Regions from separate parts of the Homo sapiens genome. Here region 1 is linked to region 2. Evidence: chromatin contacts called from ENCODE Hi-C or POLR2A ChIA-PET data. All regions are on one chromosome and are shown on one strand. The core of a region is the stretch at or near the end of the contact, and the rest is flanking DNA. Distances in the headings are between cores, read along the strand shown. Region 1 holds the start of TFAP4 (transcription factor AP-4). Region 2 holds the start of CIAO3 (cytosolic iron-sulfur assembly component 3).

Evidence for each region. A loop is a pair of places that touch in the nucleus more often than their neighbours do. ChIA-PET counts read pairs that join two places held with the same protein, here RNA polymerase II (POLR2A). Pooled maps may share reads with other maps.
Region 1: a pooled map shows a loop between it and region 2 (4-fold over the local background). The contact joins the promoter of TFAP4 here to the promoter of CIAO3 in region 2. A Hi-C loop is called at or near these places in 1 of 50 pooled maps. POLR2A ChIA-PET finds 5 or more read pairs at or near these places in 2 of 52 experiments (WTC11 and activated T-cell).

The regions. Positions count from the first base shown.
Region 1 is chr16:4,271,094-4,278,079 of GRCh38, reverse strand. It overlaps TFAP4 (transcription factor AP-4), which reads left to right and starts at 5,057. Exons shown (of 7, transcript NM_003223.3): 1 at 5,057-5,422. The coding sequence starts at 5,334. RefSeq lists silencers at 4,113-4,762, 5,483-5,532, 5,893-6,052 and enhancers at 3,911-4,886, 5,183-5,232, 6,133-6,322, 5,864-6,840.
Region 2 is chr16:739,594-742,246 of GRCh38, reverse strand. It overlaps CIAO3 (cytosolic iron-sulfur assembly component 3), which reads left to right and starts at 1,250. Exons shown (of 11, transcript NM_022493.3): 1 at 1,250-1,327; 2 at 2,509-2,604. The coding sequence starts at 1,262. RefSeq lists silencers at 845-1,124, 1,195-1,254, 1,625-1,924 and an enhancer at 1,108-1,703.

The sequences.
Region 1 (6,986 bases), core at 3,808-6,307, 3.5 Mb before region 2:
GAAATTAATGCCAAAAATTTACAATGACCAAAATATCTGAATTACAAATTAAAAACACATTTATTGATTTATAATAAATCAGTATTAGAAATCAATGTTGAACCAGCTTTTGAATGTTTATTTTTTTAATTTTTGAGACAGTCTCAATTTGTCGCCCAGGCTGGAGCACAGTGGTGCGATCTCCACTACTGCAACCTCTGCCTCCCGGGTTCAAGTGAGTCTCCTGCCTCAGCCTCCTGAGTAGCTGGGACTACAGGCACTTGCCACCATGCCCGGCTAATTTTTGTGTTTTCAGTAGAGACAGTTTCACCATGTTGGCCAGGCTGGTCTCGAACTTCTGATCTCAAGTGATCTGTCTGCCTCTGCCTCCCAAAGTGCTGGGATTACAGGCATGAACCACCACGCCTGGCCCAGTCTTTGAATTTTTAAAATTTTATTATTATTATTATTATTATTATTATTTTATGGATGGAGTCTCGCTCTGTCACCAAGGCTGGAGTGCAGTGGTGCGATCTCGGCTCACTGCAACCTCCACCTCCCGGGTTCAAGCGATTCCCCTGCCTTAGCCTCCCAAGTAGCTGTGACTACAGGTGCCCACCACCATGCCTGGCTAATTTTTTTTGTATTTTTAGTAGAGATGGGGTTTCATCATGTTAGCCAGGGTGGTCTCAATCTCCTGACCTTGTGATCTACCTACTTTGGACTCCCAGTTAAAATGTATTATTAAGACAGGGTCTTACACTGTTGCCCAGTCTGAAGGGCCATGGCGTGATCATAGCTCACTGTAGTCTTGAACTCCTGGGCTCAATCAACCCTCCTGCCTCAGCCTCCCAAGTAGCTGGGACTTTAGGCATGCACCACCGTGCCAGTCTAATTTTTTTTTATTTTTTTGTAAAGACAGCATCTGGTTATGTTGTCCAGGCTGGTCTCCAACTCCTGGCCTCAAGGGATCCTCCTGCCTCGGTCTTCCAAAGTGCTGAGATTACAAGTGTGAGACACTGTGCCTGGCCATTATTTGAATTTAAAGCTAAGGATCAGCAACAGTGTCTTGGAGAGCTATACTGAAGCCTGAGGGAAAGGGAAAAATCAGTAATACTGAGATAGTCATTAAAATGTGGAGAGTGTGTTTAGTATGGATTTTTGGCAGTAATTTATTTTATTTTATTTTATTATTTTATTTATGTATTATTTTATTGAGACAGGGTCTTGCTGTGTCACCCAGGCTGGAGTGCAGCGGCACGATCACAGCTCACTGCAGCCTCAACCTCCCTGGGCTCAAGCAATCCTCCCACCTCACCCTCCCGAACAGCTGGGACTACATCACCACGACAAGTTAATTCTTTTATATTTTTTATAGAGATGGTGTCTCACCACGTTGCCCAGGCTGGTCTTGAACTCCTGAGCTAAAGCAATCCACTCACTTGGGCCTCCCGAAGTGCTGGGATTACAGGCATGAGCCACTGTGCCCAGCCAATTTTGATGTTTTAAAATGTTAAATTAAGACGTAATTTGAGGCTGGGCGCGGTGGCTCATGCCTGTAATCCCAGCACTTTGGGAGACCAAGGCTGGTGGATCACTTGAGGTCAGGAGTTCAAGACCAGCCTGGGCAACATGGTGAGATCCTATCTCTACAAAAATTGCAAAAAATACCTGGGCATGGTGGCGCACTCCTGTAGTCCCAGCAACTCAGGAGGCTGAGGGACGAGAATCACTTGAACCCGGGAGGCGGAGGTTGCCGTGAGCCGAGATTGCGCCATTGGACTCCAGCGTGGGTGACAGAGCGAGACTCTGTCTCAAAAAAAAACAACAATAACAACAAAGAAAACCCAACATAATTTATCTTGGGTGTTGAAATTTTTGTCACTCTCTTACATTTTGCGATGTCAACTCTTGCCCCAGGAACCAGATTCTGTGTGGGCCTAGAAATGACTTCCAAGACAAATGAAAAAGCAGGTCTCTGCCATCCCCTGGCCGGACTCCAAATGCCGCTGCTTTGCGGGGGCTTCCTTGATTTATTAGGAGAGGGGATGAGTGCCTACTACCCAGTTCAGTGTGGGCAGCCAGCTCCCGGGTCTGCCTGGGCCACCCACTTGTGCCTAGGGTCTCCCTCTCATCCTTTCTGCCAAGGCTGTCTCCAGGGATATCAGCTTTGCAGATCACTCTCTGCAGTTCACACATGTGCCCAGCCCTGTACCATCCCCCGTGAAGAGAGAAAAGAGTAAAAGCACAGTCCCTCGTCTCTGGGAGACAAAATTGGACCAAGGAGGCCAGGTGCAGTAGCTCATGCCTGTAATCCCAGCACTTTGGGAGGCGGAGGCAGGTGGATTACGAGGTCAGGAGTTCGAGACCAGCCTGGCCAACATAGTGAAACCTCGTCTCTACTAAAAATACACAAAAATTAGCCAGGCCTGGTGGCAGGCGCCTGTAATCTCAGCTACTTGGGAGGCTGAGGCAGGAGAACAGGAGAATCGCTTAAACCTGGGAGGTAGAGGTTCCAGTGAGCCGAGATCGCGCCACTGCACTCCAGCCTGGGCGACAGTGTGAGACTCCGTCTCAAAAAAAAAAAAAAAAATTGAACCAGGGAGACAGCCAGAGAACACTCTGAAGGCCACATATAACTAAGTATGACAGAATGCTTTGCTCTGGAAAATAACAAAAGCAAGTACAAAATAAGGCCCTGATCAGAGGTGAGGTGTGGCAGGTGGGAGGATGAGTGTGATATAAAGAACCAGGGCTTTTTGCAGCCAGCACTCCTGAGTGCATTCTTGTCTGCAGCTGTGAGCTTCTGTCTTCCCATGTGCAAAATGAGAGGATAAGGAGACAGTAATGCACCAGAATAGCTTGCTCACTGCTGGGTGAGGTGGCTGATGCCTGTAATCCTGGCACTTTGGGGGACCGGGGTGGGCAGATCGCCTGAGGTCAGGAGTTTGAGACCAGCCTGGCCAACAGGGCAAAATCCCATCTGTACTAAAAATACAAAAATTAGCCGGGCTTGGTGGTGTGTGCCTGTAACCACAGCTACTTGGGAGGCTGAGGCAGAAGAATCACTTGAACCCAGGAGGCGGAGGTTGCAGTGAGCCGAGATCGTGCCACTGCACTCTAGCCTGGGTGACAAAGCAAGACTCCGTCTTAAAAAACAAAACAAAACAAAACAAAAAAAAGAATAGCTTGCTCACTAAGGGCAGTTAAAAATAGGCTTCCCACCAGGGCCATCCATGGCTCATGCTTGTAATCCCAGCAATTTGGGAGGTAGAGGTAGGATTCCTTGAGTCCCAGGAGTTCAAGACCAGGCTGGGCAACACAGTGAGACTCCTATCTCTATTTGTTGAAAAACAGTAAAAAGGTTTTTTTTTTTTTTTTTTTTTGAGACGGAGTTTCACTCTTGTTGCCCAGGCTGGAGTGCAATGACATGATCTTGGCTCACTGCAACCTCCACCTCCCGGGTTCAAGCGATTCTCCTGCTTCAGCCTCCCGAGTAGCTGAGATTACAGGCATGTGCCACCAGGCCCCCGGCTAATTTTGCATTTTTAGTAGAGACGGGGTTTCTCCATGTTGGTCAGGCTGGTCTCGAACTCCCGACCTCAGGTGATCCACCCGCCTCAGCCTCCCAAAGTGCTGAGATTACAGGCGTGAGCCAACGCGCCCAGCCGAAAGTTTTTTTTTTTTTTTTTTTTTTTTAAGTAGAAACATAGTAAGCCTTCCAGAGACTTTTTTTTGGTCAAGTGGTCTGGGATCTCTCCTTAGAGAAACTGCCTAACAGGTTGCTTCAAGGATTGGAGAGCGTGTAAGCAAAACTGCTCGGCATCCACCGGGTGCTGGCAACATCTAATAACAATATTTCCCAATAATAACAGTAACTATTGTTACTAGTAGGAATAAGTCAAATTAGGAGGCGCGATTTAGGCGGAACCTGGAAGGCGGTGGGCAGGATCCAGGACATTCCAAGGCAGGCGTGGGCTTCCTGAGCCAGGAGCCAACCCTCCAGGAGCCAGGGGAGGGCCTGGGGCCGGAAGGTGCGGCGTGCGAGCGGAGGACGGAAGCTCGCCGCCAGGGTCCCCGTCCCTGCCCCAAGTCGTCACCCCCTCTTGGGGAGCGCATCCTGGCGGAGGGGCAAGTCCCACACGGGCTTTGTTATGAATGGGAAGCTGCAGCCTTCAGCCCGCGGAGGGAACAGTGCGGGTCTGGGGGAATAGCAGGGGACCCGGCAGCAACCAGCAGACCTCCCCGCAGCGCTGGCAGCCTGCGCCCGGGGGCCGCTGCCGTTCAGGCCCGCCTCCACCCTCCCCTCCCTGCCGGGGCCCCCGGCTTCCTAGGGCGGCCCCAGCATCCGAGGCGCCCTTTGCCGTCCCGTCGCCGGGTCCAAGATTCCCAGGATCCGGAGTCCCGGCCGTGCGGCCAGCTAAGCAAGGCGGGAGGGAGGAAGCTGGCCGGCCTCCGAAGTCAGCCCCGAGTTACATGTGGGAAGCGGTGGCTGTGACGCAAGTTTCCAGGGGGCCCTGGGCTCGGCTCGAAGGGAGCACACCGGAGAGGCTCCGCTCCGTGCAGCTGCAATGGTGAAAAAGCAGAAGCCCCAAGCGCGAACCCCAGGCCGCCTTCCTTGCTGCCGCTGCACGCCCGACCCAGCCGCGCCCCCTCCTCCCTGCGGGCCGGCCGAGCGCGCGGACCCTGCTCTGGGCCAGTCGCTGCTGGACTCCGGGCTGCACGGGCTGGGCTCCCTGCGCGGTGGCTGGCCTTTTTTTTTTTTTTTTTGCAACGCTTGCCAACCTGTCAGCTGATGGACCTCATCACCCATAGTGGCGCATGTAGCTCGGCCGCAGCTCGCTCCATTCACGCCGCGCCCCGCAAGCCCGCCCGCGGCCCCCGGCCCCCTGCGCCCCGCGAGAGGCCTGCAGACCCCGGTTGCAGCCGGTCCCCGGGGGCCCGCGCCCCTCTCGCCCCGGCCTCGCGCCGCCCGGGGGGCGCTGCAAATAGTCCTTTGTTTACATGCAATTCCTTACTCCGCGGAAGGAGGCCGGGGGAGTGCTGAGTTTTCACCAGCTGTTTCCCGCCTTGAAACAGACATCTGATCAGCTGCAAACACACACACACACACACACACACACACACACACACACACACACACACATACACACGCCCGGGGAGGCAGGCCGGAGAGACCTCCCTCCCGCCCCTCCCGCCCGCCTCCCTCCCCTCGCCGCCGCCGCCGCCGCCAGCATCTGGGACCGGCCGATTCTGCACCTCCGTCCGGCGCTGCCCTTTGATTCGGATTTCCATCTTGCATTCTCCGGCTGATCGCGGGACCTGGCTCGTGCAGAGGAGGGGGGCCGATCGCTATGGAGTATTTCATGGTGCCCACTCAGAAGGTGCCCTCTTTGCAACATTTCAGGAAAACAGAGAAAGAAGTGATAGGAGGGCTCTGTAGGTGTGTACTCCTCCTCCCCCCACCCCCTTCCTACCACTGCAGCCCCCGGCCAGCCCGCCCGGGCGGGCGCGCGTGTGCGCACGCATGGCCCGCGCCGCCGACCCCGCTAGCCTTTCTTAGCTGCCGGGACGGCTGCAGCCCCACACGCCGGGTCCGCGCCGCCCCGGGACCCTCCTTCCTTGGAGCATGGGGGCCCCAAGCGGCCCCGGCCACTTTTGTCCGCTGCAGGCGGGCGAGTCGCGACGTTTGTAAATTGCAAACAGACCCACGTGGTTCTGCAGCAGTCCCGGCCATGCTTGGTGCTGGTGGCCTTCCCCCCCGCGCTTCCTCTTTCCCCCTCCTGCGGCGGCTTCCTTCCTCTCCTTCCTTCCTCGGGATCTGAGGTCGTCCCCATCCAAGGGGGTCTGGGGGCCCGGGGCGCGCGTGGGGGTGTAGCTAGGGCGGCTACAATGCAGCCATGCCGCGGCTCCCGGCGCGGGGTGGGGGCGGGGAGCCGGGCACTGTGCGTGTTTGCAGAGCGGGGCTGCAGCGGGGTCGGGGGCGTGCTCGCGTGTGGGTGTTGGGGGTGGGCGGACCCCGAGGGGCCCGCGCGGCCGGTAGGGGCGCCGCGGCCCGGGGCACGTTGGCTGCCGCTCGCTCGCCCGCCCGCGCCCGGGCGCTGTTTACTAGCGAGGCCTGGACGTGACTCTGCAGCCCTCTTGGAGTAGGCGGACCTCTGCGCGCGGCCTCGCGGGAGCTGTAGTTCTCCGTGTCCTGCTGGTGCAGCATTGTGGGATTTGTAGGCGCTCCTGGGCCACGCTTTCCCTGCACAAAGCTCGGCCCCCGCGGGCACGATGGGCAAGGCAGGCCAGGTGGGCAGGCCATTTGGGGAAGGGACACCTGAGGCCGCCCCTAGCCTCGCAGGGCAGCTTCCCGCCGCACGTGGGTTTCCTCTGCAAACTTTCCCATCCAACGCCCCTCCCCCCTGCCGTAAACCGAAAGCGTCGGGTCCCCCAGCCGGGTGGGTGGCCCGAGGTCCGCAGGCCTCCCCAGAAGCCACTTTGCAAGCTTTGGTCCTAGGTTGCTCTAAACCCAAAGGGTGATGGACTCAAGGACCACACACAGCCAAACCACCCCGCACACTTCTTAAAATGCACATGCCTGGAACTCTGATCGCTGGGGCCCGGACATCTGCATTTTGAACGACCCCCTGGGCGTGGTGTGGGGGAGGTGGGCGTTCTACGGCGTGCGCAAGTTTGGGACCTGTGGCCCCTTTCCTGCCGCGCTGCTCCAGGAGCGAAATGGCTCCCCAGGGCTGGAGCCACGTGCTCTGCCGCCCGAGGCAGTCTGGGCGGGGATTGAGGGAGGAGGAGCCCGCCGGTGTGGCACAGGCTGGTGGACGCTAGCGCCTGCAGAATCCGGCCTGGAGGGAAGGTTGCTGCACACGTGTAGACACTCCTGCCCAACCCTCTGCCCCGGGGGTCCCCACCTTAAGGCTACTCTGAAGTTCCCAGTCAATACCTAGACTTGGGCCAGTTGATGGGTTTGGCAGCTGGCAGGGATGCCCCGAGGGCTGGCCCTTGCA
Region 2 (2,653 bases), core at 1-2,500:
AAAAGTCCCCATAAAACTGGCCATTAGACATGTAACTGGCCATATGATGCCAGATATACATGTAACTGGCCAGGCGCGGTGGCTCATGCCCGTAATCCCAGCGCTTTGGGAGGCTGAGGTGGGTGGATCACTAGGTAAGGAGTTCAAGACCAGCCTGGCCAACATGGTGAAACCCAGTCTCTAATTAAAACTACAAACATTAGCCGGATGCAATGGCAGGTGACTGTAATCCCAGCTACTCGGGAAGCTGAGGCAGGAGAATTGCTTGAACCCAGGCGGCAGAGGTTGCAGTGAGCCGAGATCGCGCCACTGCACTCCAGCCTGGGCAACAGAGTGAGACTCTGTCTCAAAAAAGAAAAAAAAAAAAGTGAGTCGGGGTCGGGCGCGGTGGCTCACGCCTGTAATCCCAGCACTTTGGGAAGCTGAGGCGGGCAGATCACGAGGTCAGGAGTTCGAGACCATCCTGGCTAACACGGTGAAACCCCGTCTCTACTAAAAATACAAAAAATTAGCCGGGCGTGGTGGTGGGCGCCTGTAGTCCCAGCTACTCGGGAGGCTGAGGCAGGAGAATCGCTTGAACCCAGGAGGTAGAGCTTGCAGTGAGCCGAGATCGCGCCATTGCACTCCAGCCTGGACGACAGAGCGAGACTCTGTCTCAAAAAAAGAAAAAAACGAAAAGCGAGTCGGCCCACAGGGTCCTGTTTCAGGGTCTCCCAGGGGCATGGACTTTTCCAGACTGGTCTCCAAGATAACAGAAAAAGGGGCTGGAGGCCCTGGGAGCGGCTCCCCAGGAAGGGGAGACCTCGTGCCTATCCATGCTTTCTTCCCTGCCTGAATTCCCCAACACGAGCTGAGCGCCTCCTGTGTGCCAGGCGCGTTCCGGGTTCTTGGGTTGCATCCGGGAGCACCTGGTCCGCAGGTACGCAGAGGATGAGGAAATGGACGGAGCCAGATCCCCTCCGCTTCCTTGTGAAGGCGGAGAGACTCCGGGGCCGGAGCTGCGGCGCTGGCCCGACCAACCCCTGCGCCCCCTGCACCCCAACCCGGGGCCTGGGGCGCGCGGGAGGTGGACGAAGCGGTAGGTCCCGGGTTCCCGCGAGGTGGGCGGGGAGCCGCAGCGCCGGGGCTCGTCAGCAGAGGGCGCCGGCCCCGGGACGAGGTGCGCATGCGTCCTGGGGGCGCTTTCCGGCAGCGTGGCGGAACCAGCCACTTCGTTTCGCGCCGTTTAGCGACACCTGCGCGCGGCGGCAGTGCGGCCGTCATGGCGTCGCCCTTCAGCGGGGCGCTGCAGCTGACGGACCTGGATGACTTCATCGGGCCGTCTCAGGTGGGCCGGCCTGGGCGGGCGGGGTCGAGGCTGCGCTCGGTGCCCTGTCGCGCGGAGGGAAATTGCTCTGCGCCCCACTTCCTCCCCTGAGGAATGAGATCCGAATCCCGGGAGCCCGGTCTGGGCCGTCAGGGACTCTATCGACCCGGGCGCGGGGCCTCAGACACTGAGGCCCGCTTCTTACCAACAAGGAAACTGAGGCCAGGGAGGGCGGCGCCCCCCAACCCGCTCCTGTGCCCCATGGTGTCCGGGCGGGCTGCGTGGGAGGGTCCCGTGGTCGCGGGCTCGCGCCGGCCTGCCCAACCCAGAGGAGGCAGCAGAGGCGGCTCCCACACATCCCTAACCCTAACCCGACCCCTGGGTCGCAGCTGGAGGGCGGCGGGGCCCGGGCCGGGGCCTCTTCCCCTTCCCCTGCGCAGGACGCCTTGTCAGGCCTCAGGACCCCCAAGCCACAGCCTTTGCATCTGCATAAACGGGTGCGGTGGGGACCCCACCTCATTTGAGGGCAGTAGGGGCGGCCCGCTAGACGCCCCGCAGTGGCTCCTCAGTAGAGCTGTCCTTAACGTCGCCCTGGTGGGCCGGACAGCTACCCTTGAACCCGGGAGGCTGCAGGCGCCCTTTTCTGGGTGCACCTGCCTGTCCATGTCCAACAGCCCCGCGGGGCCAGAGCTGAGCAGGGCGAGAGGCGGGCTGCTGGGAGCGCTTCCGGCAGGGATGAGCTGGGAGGCGGCTTTCTGGGCTGCCAGGGTTCTCAAGGAGAAGAGAGAGAAATCCACTTGTTTCCCGGGCACTGAGCAGGAGGTGGTCTCCAAACAGATCCAAGCACACGTCCTCTCGATGGGCAGTGCAACTCTGGTCTCTGTGGTGGTCACGCCCCCTGTTCACGTGAAGGGTGAAGGTCAGTGTTGGTGGTGTCTCCGCAGGTGGGTAGTTTGCAGGCGCTGTTAGCACTGGCCTTCCTGCACACTGGGAACTTCAGTGCCGCAGGATGTTGGGAACCCGATCCCTGGGTGAGAGCAGTGGGGCAGGAAGAAGACGGTGGGACCAGCCTCAGTCCCTGAGTGCATGGCTCCTGGCAGAGCCTTCAGGCTGTGCGGCTGGGCAGCCATCCTTGAGGCCTGGCCTCCCAGGGAACCTCCGCCCACTCACAGGGGCTGATTTGGGGTCTCTTCCTGCTCTAGGAGTGCATCAAGCCTGTCAAAGTGGAAAAAAGGGCGGGAAGTGGCGTGGCCAAGATTCGCATTGAAGATGACGGGAGCTACTTCCAAATTAACCAAGTAAGGCACAGGAGGCTGCTCCACCATCTCTCCTGCCCGGCTGATCCGA